2 separate regions of the Homo sapiens genome follow, and region 1 is linked to region 2. Evidence: chromatin contacts called from ENCODE Hi-C data. All regions are on one chromosome and are shown on one strand. Each heading gives the region's core, a stretch centred on a gene start or an enhancer-like site at or near the end of the contact. The rest is flanking DNA. Distances are from core to core; before and after follow the strand shown. Region 1 holds the start of NPSR1-AS1 (NPSR1 antisense RNA 1). Region 2 overlaps MINDY4 (MINDY lysine 48 deubiquitinase 4).

What was found. Hi-C counts contacts between places; a loop is a spot of excess contacts on that map. Pooled maps may share reads with other maps.
Region 1: a map with no recorded cell type shows a loop between it and region 2 (19-fold over the local background). The contact joins the promoter of NPSR1-AS1 here to the enhancer-like site in region 2. A Hi-C loop is called at or near these places in 2 of 37 single-sample maps with no recorded cell type and 1 of 50 pooled maps.

What each region holds. Positions count from the first base shown.
Region 1 is chr7:34,755,495-34,763,238 of GRCh38, forward strand. NPSR1-AS1 (NPSR1 antisense RNA 1) reads right to left here and starts at 2,778. Exons shown (of 4, transcript NR_033665.1): 1 at 2,580-2,778. All of the region lies in intron 2 of NPSR1 (neuropeptide S receptor 1), which reads left to right.
Region 2 is chr7:30,790,568-30,797,517 of GRCh38, forward strand. It overlaps MINDY4 (MINDY lysine 48 deubiquitinase 4), which reads left to right. Exons shown (of 18, transcript NM_032222.3): 5 at 598-1,007. INMT-MINDY4 (INMT-MINDY4 readthrough (NMD candidate)) reads left to right here. Exons shown (of 20, transcript NR_037598.1): 7 at 598-1,007. Among named protein-coding and RNA genes, the nearest start is that of MINDY4, 23 kb to the left of the region's middle. Within about 2 kb of position 4,749, at least 7 of the 41 ENCODE cell types and tissues checked have a DNase peak (open chromatin) inside an H3K27ac peak, as active enhancers do.

The DNA of each region.
Region 1 (7,744 bases), core at 1,528-4,027, 4.0 Mb after region 2:
GTTTACTATCCTTATTGAATGGTGTTCTACTGTGTGAACATACTACAGTTGCTTTTTTCATTCCACTAGTGGTGGGCATTTGGGTCATTTCCAGTTTAGGGCTACTATGAATACTGCTGCCTTGAACAGTCCAGGATACATCATTTTGTGAGCTGCTTATTTTTATTATTTGTGCTACCTGAATTTTGTATTATGTGCAGGTATTACTTTTTTTAAATGTCCTAAAAACACCTTTAAGGGCTTTTAAACTAGGATCAGAAACTTAGCTCCTTCCCTACTGACAAGCAGGCAGAAAAAAAAAATAATAGTAATAGCTAGTATTTACTGAATGCTCATTGAGCCACCTCTTTAGGGAAAAAAATCTTTTCATATATGTTTGCTTTTAATCCTCCAAATTACTCAAAGCCATAGGTATTCTCATTATGCCCATGTTAGACCTGCAGAAACTGAGACCGAAGGAGGTTAAATAACTTGTGCAAAACCATACAACTAGCAAGTAGGGAATCACAGTACAAATACAGGTCTCTGAATATAAAGCCTGTGCATTCACCCTCCAATTACACAGCCTCTGATTACACTCAGCTGGGAGTTCAGGGAGCCTGCTAGACATGGGGAGGAGAAGCTGAAATGAGAGCACCTGAAACTGCCAGCTCAGTCCAGCTCAACAGCTCGGATTGTTCTCCCCACCGCCCCCCTACTTCCTGTCCTAATTAATCAAATGCTCTTGAACATGAAAGAGAGTGAGATTGGATTTTTGTTAAGATGAAAGAAAGGAATCTGTTCCCATCTGGCACCTTCAAAACTCTCCTATTCAAGCCAGCAGGGAGCATTTATGCAACCTACATGGCAGTTTAATAATTCCCCAAGAATGCCAGGAGATTAAGCAATGTCACAACCGATCTGGATCCACCGGCACTTGAGAATAATGGAAAGAGCAGGGGTCTAAGGTCTAGGACAGGGGTCAACCAAATTTCTCTGTAAAGGCCCAGATATTAAATATTTTAGGCTTTGCAGGTCCTATGATCTCTGTGTCAACTACCCAACTCTGGCATTGTAACATGAAAGCAGCCATGAGCAAACAGGCATGGCTGTGTAACTAAAACTTCTTTTATGGCACAGATATTTGAATTTCATATAATTTTCATGTGCCTGGGCATATATTTCTTTTTTAAAAAATATTTTCTAACCAGTAAAATATGTAAAAGTTATTCTTAGTTTGAAAGCTGCACAAAAATGGAGGACAAAGTCTAGCGACCTGAATTCAAATCCTCTCTCTGCCATTTGTTATTTCTGTGGCTTTCGACATATTACTTACATTCACTAAGCTTCATTTCTCTCTTGAGAAAATGAGCAGAGCAGGTGCCATGCATTCAGGGCCTCCCTTGTGGCTGGCACTGAGCCACATGCTTTATATGCTTTACTGAATTAAATCCTACAATAACCACAAAAGGCTGAAATTATATGATTGCCTTCTTCAGATAGTTACGATGATTAAGAAATTATGTCTATAATTGTGCCTGAGCTGGCCTCCATAGTTCATTGAGTTTGATGCTTCCTGTTGTACGCAAAAATTGCCATGTTGGTTCGATGAGAGCATGCCTGCTTTTTCTACTACCTGTGGTGTTTTGAGTACCTATATTTGTATTGCACTTACAGTGAAAATTATCTAATTATATTATTCTATTTAATTACAATTGCATCAAGCTCCAATAAACAATCCAAATTTCACTGAACTGAAAGTTGAGTGCACACTTTGAATAGTCACTCCTTCTGTTAGGTTGGTGCAAAAGTAATTGCCATTACTTTTAGTAGCAAAAACAGCAATTACTTTCGCACCAACCTAATATATATGTGCACAGTAGGCAGTTTGGCTCAGGTACACTTATTCAAAACATTGCATTAAGTAAGATAATACATGTTAAATACCTAGCACACAGCCTGGGATGCAGGTGTCGGCCAGTGTTTGTTCCCCACTTCCTTAGTGACAAAGATTAGGCTTAGCTACTTTTTGGGAAAGGTGAGTGCCACCAGAAAGATGAGGCCAAGGCCTTATCAGACACACTGGAACACAGCCTTCCCAAGGAATAAATCCAGAATATTTTGTGTATGAGTTCTGGCTCTGAAGCCCAGCCTGTTCTTACACTGACCCCCCAGTTTCTGCCTTGATCAGCCACCCACTAGGCTGGGCATTGCTTCCTCTCACTCTGCTATCTAGTGACCCAACCTCGGCCCAACCCTCCAGCTTTCTTCTGGCCATGCGACTGTTCTGCTAGTCTGCTCCGCATATCTGCTCCTACCTTCCGATGCCTCCTCTGAGCTTTGGCTCCACTCCCCACTCAGCACAAACAACTTACTTTGCCCCAGTATGGGGTACAACAGCTCAGACTCTTCTAGAGGTCTAATCCTGGACACCTCGTTTGCTTTATAAGCACAATCTGGAAAGAAGAGTTTCATTGCTCAGAGCCCCTCAGGAAGCAGAAGAGGAGAGTGGTGAAGAGAGCATTCATCCTCTGGAATGACCATAACTGGTGTTTCAATCCCAGCTCCCCTCCATACTAATACTTGGGTGAGTTACTCACCAGGTCTATGCTTCAGTTTCTTCATCTGTAAAATGGAGGTTGTAAAAATATCATCTACCCCATAGGGTTATGGTGATGATTAAATTAGTTCTTCTATAGAAAGTGCCTGCAGCAGTGGTTAGCATGTGGTAGGCACTTTGTATGTGTTATCTGTTATGTCTGTTTGCTCTTACTAACATCTATATTTCTGAGTCCTAGACCTCCCCAGAGAGTGTGAAGTTCATGGTGTTTCATGGGAACAGATGTAAGCCCACTTGCTGAATCTCTCTCTGAGCTAATAATTAACAAATACATTGCACAGTAGCTTACCAGGAAAGCCTATACTGGTCTGAACAAGAAGAAACTTGCTGAACAATTCTAAAGCTCACTTCTCAATATAACAGCAGCCCTTGCTCAACATGTTGCCCATATCTTCAGTACCGTGCAGAGGTCACAGCCATCATATTCTGCCAGCTCTTCCCCTATGGGTTGAGCAACCATATGTGTCTTCCCAACCAGGACATTTTTCATTTTTAGCTTCTTGTTTTGACATAATTTCAGGTTTACAGAAAATCTTCAAGAGTAGTACAAATACCCCCATGTACCCTGTACACATATTCCTGAAATGTTAATATTTTTCATATTTGCTTTATCATTTCCTCTATCAGTCTATCTATAATACCTACCTATCTACCTATCCATCCATCTAAAAATGTCCCAGGTAATCAGCAAACCTGCTTTAAATGTCACCAATTATCCCAAGAACATCCTTTTTAGCACAAAAAACCCCGAATCATGTATTGTATTCAGTTGCCATGTACGTTTAGTGTTCTTTAACTTAGAACAGTTCCTTGGTCTTTCTTTGTATCTTATGACATCAACATTTTTAAATAGCATAGGTTAGATATTTTGTGGAGTTTCTCTCACTTTGGGTTTGTGTGATGTTTCCTTCTGAATAGATTAAGGTTATGTGCTTTTGAGAGTTATACACCAGGAATGATGCTATGTTCCTCTTAGTATATAGTATCAGCAGACACAGTATATCAATTTGTCCCATTACTAGTGATGTTATTGTCAGATTTCTCCACTGTAAAGATACTATTTTTCCTTTTGCAACTGACAAGTATTTTAAGAGTACATAGCCATCCTGATACTCCTTAAACTTTCACTCACAGCACTTACCATACAGTGTAGATTCCTGTCTGAATCAATGCTATAAAGGTTTCCAAATGATGATTTTCTAATTTCATTATTTCTTCTATACTTATTAGCAGTCTCTCTACTTTAAGGAAGAAATTTCCCTTCTCTCCCATTTTTAAATTTACATCATAGGTTCTTCTTTTATTCTGTGGGTTATAATTTGTTGCCATAGTTATTTCTTTTTATGCCTAGATTGCTGACTGGGGTCAGCAAGAGCCCTACAATTTGGTGCGTGTTTCTGTTGACATGTTTCTCAGCATTTTTGGGCATGTCCTCACTTGCCAGCACAACATGATGTTCCAGGCTTATCTTGTCCTTTTCCCAGCCCCAGGCCAGGAATCAGCCATCTCCAATGAGCCAAGTAAAACCATGGCATATTTAAGAGAAAGGGCCACAGGCATAATCATGGCGGGTATAAACTGAAACTGACCTAGAAATGCTGGGTCATATTCCCAATCTACCACTAGATGTCCTTCCACACCTCAATAGTTCTTCACAGGAAGCAGTCCTGGGGCATTTGGAAATGGTGGGATATTTGGAGTTATCACAAAGACTGGGGCAGCAGGGGTTACTTCTGGCATTTAGTAAGCACAGCCCAGGCATGCCAAATTTCCTGCACAGGACCATCTATCCTAACACAGAATTGCCCCATAAGTAGCAATCCTGTTAATAAATAGTGGCCCAATCCCTGAACTAATCTATCTTGTGTTCTAGTCTCTCAAGGATTGGCTTAGTTCTTTTCACCTTATCCGCCATCAGTTAATTTAATCACCACTGTTTCCATAGTGAGAATCTAATATATTAGACTGATCAAGTGTGTTAATCAAATATATTGGATTAGCTGGCATGCATTATAGCAAATAAAATAGCCAGTCTTCATTTTAGATCTAGTTTAAAGAAAGCCTCTACTTCTTATGTGTCAATTTTTGCAGAAAACATTATTCTAGCAAGTTGGCAAGGAGTCTAGGACTTATGTTAAGACACACCATCTCATCCCCAGTTCTTGCAGCTCTCTGTCTAGTTATTGGCCCTATTCATTGCATCAGCACCAACAACAGCTACCCAGGTTTTATAGGGCAAGCATTTTACTAAACATTTTACATAAACTATCTCATTTAACCTTCACAGTAGCCCTATAAATCAGGCATTCTTATTACAATTTTACAAAGAGCCCTGGATTCCGTGTGGTCAGTAGCAAGCCCAAGATAGCACAGCTGTCATGTAGCAGAGCCAACATTCAAAATCCCACAGTCGGGCTCCAGTAGCCATGCTGTGTACTGCCCATGCATGTAAGAACATACCCAACACAATGAAAAATAAGAAATGAAATAGAAAGGGCATGGAAAATATCAAATCATAACTGCAGAGGAAAAAAGTCAAATTTAAGCTTAGAGTTACTGCAAAGTTACTGCAACCCATCATATTTTATTTTGTGCTTCCTAGTTAGTGGCTAAAACTAAGGGCAAAACTGACTAAATATAATTTGTTGTAATCTTGAGGGAAATGCACAGCAAGATGTTTCTTGATCAAGAAAACTGATACTACGGAGCTTTATATTCAGTACTTTGATGAAACAGCACTAAAATGTCCTCAATAACATCTCTACAAAGAATCAGTGATTCTTAGACCTCTAAGAGGAGCCAGTGTGATGCCTAAACATAGGCATGTAGGCTACTTGACAGACAGACTCAGCATAGCAGTCATCATCACGTAGTAATTTCTAGCATCCTAGTAGCTTTCTCACTGGCTTTAGTTTTGAATAAATGGGATTTTTGCTAAGATCTTACATTATGCAACAGAGGCAACCACAAAGACCACCCCTAGAAAATGAAATGATCTTGGGCCCCTTCCTCCCTTACCTCCTGCTTCACACTGCATTCTTTGGGAAGCGGATGCTGAAACAGAGTCAGGTATACAAAAATCTGGGGAGAAGTCACTCCTGTGAAAGCAAAGGGAAGAAGTAAGATTGGGCTGGAGGACCCATCAGAGCCTGACATTAACCTGACAGTCTCTGGCAGCTCAGGAATCCTTTAGGATTTCCATGTTGGGTATAAATGATTAGACTCTTCTACTATAACTTAGTCATTGGTAGAGGTTGTACCAAGAATAGCATGATCCCAGCTAAAAAGCTGAGGCAAACCCTGAGGAATCTAACAGCTGGAGGATGTCAGCAAACCATATACCTCACAGCTGGACAGCAAGGTCTTTCTTGAAGGGGGATCTGAGCAGCATATCTCTATGTCTGCCTCATTTCCCTATGTACAAGCGTGTACCTGATTGCAGCAGAATGAGATGAGAAACAAATATTTTTTTGTTACAATTTACCACTTCCATCTCAGCCTGCTACCCCTTAGCTCTCCTTGGGCAAAGGGAAAAAGACATTTGAAGAGCCTGCCTCTTGGATAAGTGAAAATGGAACTCTCCTCTCCTTCTCTTGGATTTCTAAACATCCCAGATCATTTCTGTGAATTCTTTTTATTAGGAAAATAGCATCCTTTAAAAGAGAAAACAAGTTGTCTATGTCTTATATTCAGAGTCAGTTTGAGCCCCATGTTGTGCAATGATCTTGTGCAATGATAATTACATGCTACCATGCCTCAAGAAATTTCCCCTTAAGTGGAGTGAGGAGGAGAAATAGTGGAGGCTCAATGTCTTGTTTTAAGAAAACACCTGTTATTGCTGAACCTGATGCTTGTGCTTATGAGCACAGGAGTTTTTTGTGGCCCAGCAATAACCAACAACTCAGGTAGGCCAGTTGCCTCATTTAATGAGCTTCTTGGTTTCTGAATACAACAGAGGCAAAGAGAGTAAGTTTTACGAGGACTTGGGTTTCCTTAATTAGACACAAGCTTTTTATTTGGTTGGGGGAACTAATGGAGAAAGGGAGACACTAGCGGCATTTGTAACTTGTTAAGACTAATTGAAAATCTTAGGACCAAAGCTTTCTGTGAAGAGAGTGCTCTAATGAGAATAAATGTGATGATTATTTACCTAATTGAGCAGTAATGACTGAGGTGTGAGCCACTTCCCCAGGATTAATAAAGAGCCGGGGAGTTGACAGTTTAGACCATTAGGCTTAGCTGGTACTTCATCTTGGCGAAGGACACAGTGCCAGAATCATATTAATATTGTAAAATGAGCCCAAAACATAGACATATACTTTTGGAGAAATAATTTTAATTGGCTAAGTACCTGACATCAGGTTGGGCCATTCAGTTTTATCATTAAACAAAGTTTCACACAAGTTCTTCAAGACTTGTGCCATTTACAGTGTTCTCAGCATTCAGTGTTTAAAAAAGAAAAGTAGAAGAGGGACCTTTATCAATATCAAAAATAGTTTTTTGTGCAACCAAAAGCAAGCAAGCTATTATTATATATACACACTCGCTTTAAAAACAACACTAAAGACATTGAGTTGAGCTGGAAGCATTGCATACTCTGAGATACACAGTTGATATTGTTACCCACAGTGTCCCTTCAGGAAAGCCAGAGGTCATCTGCAACACCACAATTAAGGATAAAAGGACCTTATATTATCAGAAATTTCAATGTCTTCATAAAAATTGTGTTTATATTCAATATCTCCCTTATTTAGTGTGACAAATGTTCATGTACGAGTCATCTCAAGAAAAAGAGTTACTCAGCTTGCTACGTATTCATTATTCTATGGCTCTGCTATGCAGGGGAAAGTGCAAACAGCAACTGAGAGAAAGCAGGAATCTAAGACATGGGACTCAACTTGCCCTTTACACAGGGTGAATCCTACACTAGTGACCTTTGTGTTTTAAGGAAGTTTGCAAATATGTTTAATTGGACAACATTTCTTCCTTTATCTAGCAAGCACTGAGTATCTTGCCAGGCACTATGAAAAAAGATAAAACTATAAACATGAGCAAGGCACAGCCACTGCCAATCAGAAGCTTACAATCTAGCAGAGATCTTAAAATGCAGGGAGCTCTTTTAGAAATCTGCTTAGGGATCAAAAT
Region 2 (6,950 bases), core at 3,499-5,998:
CGAGTAGCTGAGATTACAGTCATGCACCACCAAGCCTGGCTATTTTTTTGTATTTTTAGTAGATATGGGGTTTCACCACATTGGCAAGGCTGGTCTCGAATTCCTGACCTAAAGTGATACACCCGCCTTGGCCTCCCAAAGTGCTAGGATTACAGGCATGAGCCACCATGCCCAGCCTGGTTTTGGGATTTAGAAATGACAGGTAGTGGATTGTGGACTGGTTATATTACAGGTGAGGAAATCAGGGACAGAGAAGTTAAGCAGCTTGCCACAGGTGACACAGTTGGTAGGTGGTGATGCAGACTGGAGCGACGGCTTCACCTGCTGCATGAACCTGCTCTCTGTAAGGGCTGCGAGAGAAAGGCCCAGGCCTGCTCTGAGGTTCCAGCAGGCGGGGTGTGCATCACTGAAAGCCCAGAGGTGGGAGCATTTGAGTAGCTCCTTAAATAATAGGCAAGATTTTAAGGGAAAGAGTCCGAGGTGGGAAAAGACATTCCTGGGAGAGACATCACATCATGGGCAAATGCTTGAAGTGGGATCTTTGTTTTCCAGCTCCCCTCAAAGGGTCCTCACTGCTTTTGTCCTTACTCCCTTTAGGATTCTTTTCACAGACACTATCTGAGACGGTCCTCACCGTCAAGCAGCTCCACCCAACCCCAAGAAGAGAGCCGGAAGGTCCCTGAGCTCTTTGTCTGCACCCAACAGGACATTCTGGCTTCGAGCAACAGCTCCCCCTCCAGGACCTCCCTGGGTCAGCTTAGTGAACTGACCGTAGAAAGGCAGAAAACCACTGCCAGCAGCCCTCCCCATCTGCCCAGCAAACGGCTGCCCCCATGGGACAGGGCCAGGCCGAGGGATCCCTCCGAGGACACCCCAGCAGTGGACGGCAGCACAGACACGGACAGGATGCCCTTGAAGCTCTACTTGCCTGGTGGTAATTCCAGGATGACCCAGGAGAGGCTGGAAAGAGCGTTCAAACGGCAGGGCAGCCAGCCCGCACCTGTCAGGTGAGTGTGCTATGCAAAGGTGACGGCTTTTCAAAAAGAAGCTCCACCTCTCACATGTTGTCTAGTCCCTAATGGCTCCGAAGGGAACTTCTTAGTCTCCTTGGTCTCTCAGAACAAGCCTGCGAAGTAACCGGCAAGGTAGAGTTTGTTATGGTCAACCAGGAAGAAAACTCAGCCAGAGCTCACACACCTGGAAAGCTGAAGAATGCTCTAGACAGGGGTGTCCAACCTTTTGGCTTCCCTGGGCCACATTGGAAGAACAATTGTCTTGTGCCACGCATAAAATATACTAACAATAGTTGATGAGCTAAAAAAAAATTGCAAAAAAAACTCAATGTTTTAAGAAAGTTTATGAATTTGTGTTGGGCTGCATTCAAAGCCATCCTGGGCTGCATGTGGGCTGCGGGTTGGACAAGCTTGCTTTAGCAGATGGTCCCAAAACATACCTGCAGCAACATGGCCAGGCAGACGTGGCTAAGAGTTTCTTGTGGGAAGCCAGAGATACAGTGATGAATCAGCTCCCACAAGGCTCCCTTTGGGCATTATTTCTATTTTATTTTATTTTTCATCCTATCCTTACTTTTATTCTTTACAATAAGCCTTAATGATTCCTACATTGATTGATTTCTGAATGTTAAACCAACCTTACATCCTAAGAATAAATCCCACTTGGCTATGATATATTATCTTTTTATATATCATTGGATTTGACTTATTAATATTTCGTGTAGGGGTTTTGTGTGTAGGTTTATGAAGAAGATTGGCTGGCAGATTTCCTTTCTTGCAACAGCTTTGTCAGATGCTGATACCTAGGTTATGCTAGAAGTGGTCCCTCTTTTTCTATCCCCTTGAAGAGTGAGTGTAAGATTGATGTGATTTCTTTCTTAAATATTTGGGAGAATTTACTGGAGAAATTTTCTGTGCATTAAGTTGAAAGGTGTTAAATTATGTGTTCAATTAAAAACTTTTTAATTCAAATTTCAACTTTCTTCTTGTGTAAGTTTTGGCAAGTTGTATTTTTTCAAAGAGTTTGGCCACTTTATATGTGTGTTTTAAATTTATTGGTATAAAATTGTATAATTATATTATCCTCTTATTATCACTTTGAAGTTTGTGAGATCTGTAGTTATGTCTTTGTTTCATTCCTGTGATTGGTAATTTATGTTCTTTCTCTCTTAACTAGTCTCACTGGGAATTTATCATTTGTGTAATATACTCAAAGAAAACTTTTGGCTTTATGTTTGTTTTCTATTTCATTGACCTCTGCTCTTATTTTTATTATTTTCTTCATTCTATTCTCTCTGAGTTTAATTTGCTATTATTTTCTAGTTTACTGATTCTCAGCCTTCTTCTTTTGTAATATGTTTTAAAGCTGCAAATTTCTCTGTAAGTAATGTTTTGTCTGTATTCCGTAAGTTAATACGTTACATATTCGTATAACTTAGTTAATATATTTTCTAATTCCCATCGTGGTTTCTTTTTTTTTTTTAACCCATGGGTTATTTAGGCATGTACTACTAATTTCATACATTTAGGGTTTTTTTTGTTTATATTTATATATATATTATATATATTGTTTATTTAATTGTTTATATATGTATTATTCTTTATGATTGCAATCCTTTGATATTTGCTGAGATTTCCTTCTAGTATATAGTTAAAGCCTATCTCTGATAAACAGCATGTATTTGGAACTTTAAATCCAGTCGATAATTTTTTATTCTAGTTGGAATAATTATGGCATTTATATTTTCTTTTTACTCGAATAACTTCCTTTAGTATTTTTTTTTAGCAGGTATGTTAAATTTTTTTTTCTAGTTTTTATTTGGAAATGTCTTTGGTTTGCTTTTTTTTTTTTGGAGACAGGGTCTCATTCTGTCACCTAGGATGGAGCACAGTGGCGCAATCACAACTCACTGCAGCCTTGACCTTCCACGCTCAGGCAATCCTCCCACCTTAGCTTCCTAAGTACGTGGGACCACAGATGCACTTATTTCCACACACCTGGCTAATATTTTGTATTTTTTGTAGAGACGGGGTTTTGTTATGTTGCCCAGGCTGGTTGTGAACTCCTGGGCTCAAGCCAGCCTCCCATCGTGGGCCCAGGGCAGGTATTCTCATATAATACATGGTGGGGAGGGGCTGCCCGTGGAAGAGCAGCCCACTTCTAAGAGGAAAAAGGGTAAAGCTGAGCCTAAATGCCTTTTATTTTTTATGGAATTTATCAGTCATATAATTCACACTTCCTCCGTTAGGGTGGAGTGATTAAAGAGGGGAAGAATGGCCAGGTGGGCCAGACCAGCAGAGCCTTCTTCAAACTTCTAGAAAACACTGGGAGTTGAGAAAAAGCATCCTTCAACCCAGCAATTATTATCCCCATTTCACAGATGAGGAAACTGAGGCACAGAGAATCCAAGGAACCTGACAAGGTTCTGGGTGGGTGCAGATCCAAGGGCACACAGACTGGCAAATGGAATATGGGCTGGATTTCAGCTCTCTCTCACTGCCTCAGCGAGGCGTCTTTGTGTAGTGCACATACTACACAACTCTACACAGTGCTCTTGATTTGAAACCAGGGCCAAAGTAATCCCAATGGTAAATATATCTGCATCCCCTGCCCTTCCCAACTCCCCTCCATCAGTGCCCCCTTCCCCTTGTTTTTTGTTTAATTCAGTTTGGTAAACATGGGTCTCAGTCCTAGTGTGTACCAGGTCCTGTGAGTTCTTCAAGGGGAGACACACATGTGCACATATAATTCTTCTAAAGCGTGGGAAAGTGCAGTGAGATGGCATCAGAGCTGGCCATATGCACAGAGCCAGCTCCACCGCTCTGTCCTAAGGAAGCTGGAGGAGAGGGAGCTACTTGGGGCCCTTTTTGGGCCTCCAAACATCAGGTTCAGGAAAATCCATGGAAGTCACACCTAGGGGCACAGGTGGGGTTAGGGGGCAGGTGGAGGATGCAACCTGCTGAGATGTTAGGCGGTGTGAGTATCTGTGCAGTCAGGCCCTCCTAACTCTGACACTCCTCAGATCTGACTCCGGGAGCTGAAGGGACTATTTTCTGGTTTATTTTTTGTTTTTCTTCTGTGCCCTTTGATATCAAGAGATGCTTGGAAAATATGTCACCTGGACTCCCATTGTGGGGGTTGTGGCTGTTTGGGGCCACCTGTCACTTGTCGCTGGCTTGTCAGGGCTGCCCTTGTTGGGTTCCTCTCACCATCACTCAGAACCATGGGGACTCTGGCCCTGACTGGGCAGTCCTCTAACCCTCGTCTCTCTCTCCCTCTCGCTAGAGTGCTGTGTTGCGGGCGGGGGCCTTTCTCTACACATTTGTGGCTCTTGCTGTCACCCACACACCTGACCTGAGTAGACCCTCAGGAAACTTCAGATGTAGTACGGAGCATGGGAGAGGAAATTTTTACTTACAACCCCCCAGGGCTAGGTCTTCCAAGCCTCTTGGCTCCTCAGGGGCACTTTGTGAAGGTGGGTTCTTTGGAGGCACCTCACTTGTGTTGCTCACAGCCCTCCGTTGGGGTGTGCTGGCCTGTCATTTGTCTGAGGGCCCCTCAGAGTGAGTTTCTGGACCTGCAGATGGCCACATGGACACTCCTACAGTTGGCTTTCTGCAGATTAACTCAAAACACACCATGCTGGGCATCTAGCAATAGGTGTAGGCATAGGCTGCACAAGTTCCAGCCACTTACTTGCTCAGTCAGCTTCAGAAACCTGGGTGTAACTGTGGTCATGAATTGAGAAGAGTTTTATCCTCCCTTAGGAATTCAACCCACAGCAGTTGCCACAGCACTGACATCTAAGGGTCAGGGCTGGTGAGCAAATGTGTGCCCTGTCACATGGCTTCAACCATGGAGCCGTGGGATCCAGGGGTACCAAGATATGAAGGCCTATGGTATAAATGAGGGTTCTGAGGCCCAGAGAGGGGCACAGACCTCTCCAGGGTCACACAGGCCATCAGGGTCAGGGACCAGATGACCTGACAGTATAGGCAAATAGAGGGGTGCATGTGTTTCCTGTTGCTGGTGTAGCATTACCATAAGCTTAGTGGCTTGAGGACAAACACAGATTGATGGTTCTGGAGGTCAGAGGTCTGAAGGATGTCTCACTGGTCTGCAATCCAGGTGTCAGCAGGCTGCATTCCTTCTGGAGCCTCTAGGGGAGAATCTGTTTCTTTGCCTTTTCCAGGTTTAAGAGGCCACCTGAATTCCTTGGCTCCCTTCCTTCACCTTTGAAGCCAGTGACGTTGGCTGAATCCTGCTCAGGCTGCCTTCTTTCTGCTTTTCCCCTTCCTGCTCCCTCTTCTGCTTTTGAGGACCTTTGTGATTACCTTGGACCCACCTGGTTGATCCAGAACACTCAGCATATCTCAAGGTCAGCTGATTAGCAACCTTGATTTCATCTGCAACCTTAATCCCCCCTTGCCATGTAACCGAACACATTCAGGGGGTCTGGGATTAGGATGTGGACATAGTTGAGGGAGGGGGTCATTTTTATGCCTGCCACAGAGGGCAGCTGTTTGTTGGAGCACTGTACTTTTTTTTTTTTTGTCTCACTATGGTTTTTAAAATATTCATCTACTCTCTCAATCTCCCTTCTGACCACTCTCAAAAGATTTTTTTGTGTTTTTCACATTTCCCCCTGTCTCACTGTCACATCTGTCTCTTTTTTATCTGGACCTTGTGTGGAAAAGGCAACAGGAAACCCACAGCCATGCCATCCCCAGAAGCAGCAGGCTTAGGTGAGGGGAGGATGTCTAGCTTTGGGGCCTGCTGTGGTGAGTCCATGGAGCTTAGGGTCATCATTAATTTCATGAAATGGATTTTGTCCTGGAGAAAGTGAGTATCTTCCCAGAATACAGCCTTGAAGTATGATATAGTCCATGCAATTGAAGTCTAATTTAGACTTTTAAAAAAGATTTTAAATTAAGCATTTTAAAAAGCAGGGTGGAATACATGCATCTTTAGGACTTGTTTACATTCTTAACTTCATAGACTGTCAGTGCTGGAAAGATCCTTAGAATCCAAACCCTTTATTTGGCAGGCGGGGAAAATAGAGCCCCAGAGAACAGAAAGGAAATGACTCACTTGAGCTTTTGCAGGTGTAGCAAAGTTATTTTCATAAACTCTGTTTTCCCTTGTAGTTAATGTTTAAAGCTTTCTTTTTAAATAGGCATGCTCCTCCTGTATTCACTTAAAGCCTCCATCACAGATGTCACTAACCAACATATGATGTCTTGCTCTTCATGTTACAGATCCTTTGGTTTTGGGTAGACTTGATTTCAGACTCTGAATTCCTGGAGTCATACCCTCAAAAAAAAAAAAAAGACCCTGTCAATTCACAGACATACTCATTTATTCAGTTAATTTATTCAACAACTATTTAGCAAGGACCAGCAGTATGTTAAAGATGGCTTGTACTGGCTTCGAATGCTGATTTTTAGTGCCCCTTCTTAACTTTGCATTCAGTGACATCACATTGGTAGCTTGGAATTGGTCATGTTTAGAATATTTATACCATGGAGATTGGCAAATGCAGCAAATCAAGGTCCCCATCCCTGGAGAGCCAGTTGTTAACATTTACCAGCACACCACCTGCGATGGCCTACTGTGTGCCAGACCCACCAGCCAGTCAGCTGTGAACAAAGCAGATTGAGTCCCTGCCCTCTTGGATCTTCCACTTCCAGTGAGACGAGGCAGCCCACAATAACACCAAAACAAGGAAATATATAACATATCTGAGGATTACAAGTGCTAAGGGGAAAAATAAATCATGGAAGAGTGACAGGGAGCCCTGGGGACAGAGCTGCTATTTTATAAAGAGGTAGCCAGGAAAACCTACCAGAGAGGGTTACACTTGAGAGGAGGCCAGAAAGGAGACAGGGAACTTGCACTTTGATCTCTGGACGCAAATGCCGACAGCAGTTGTGCAC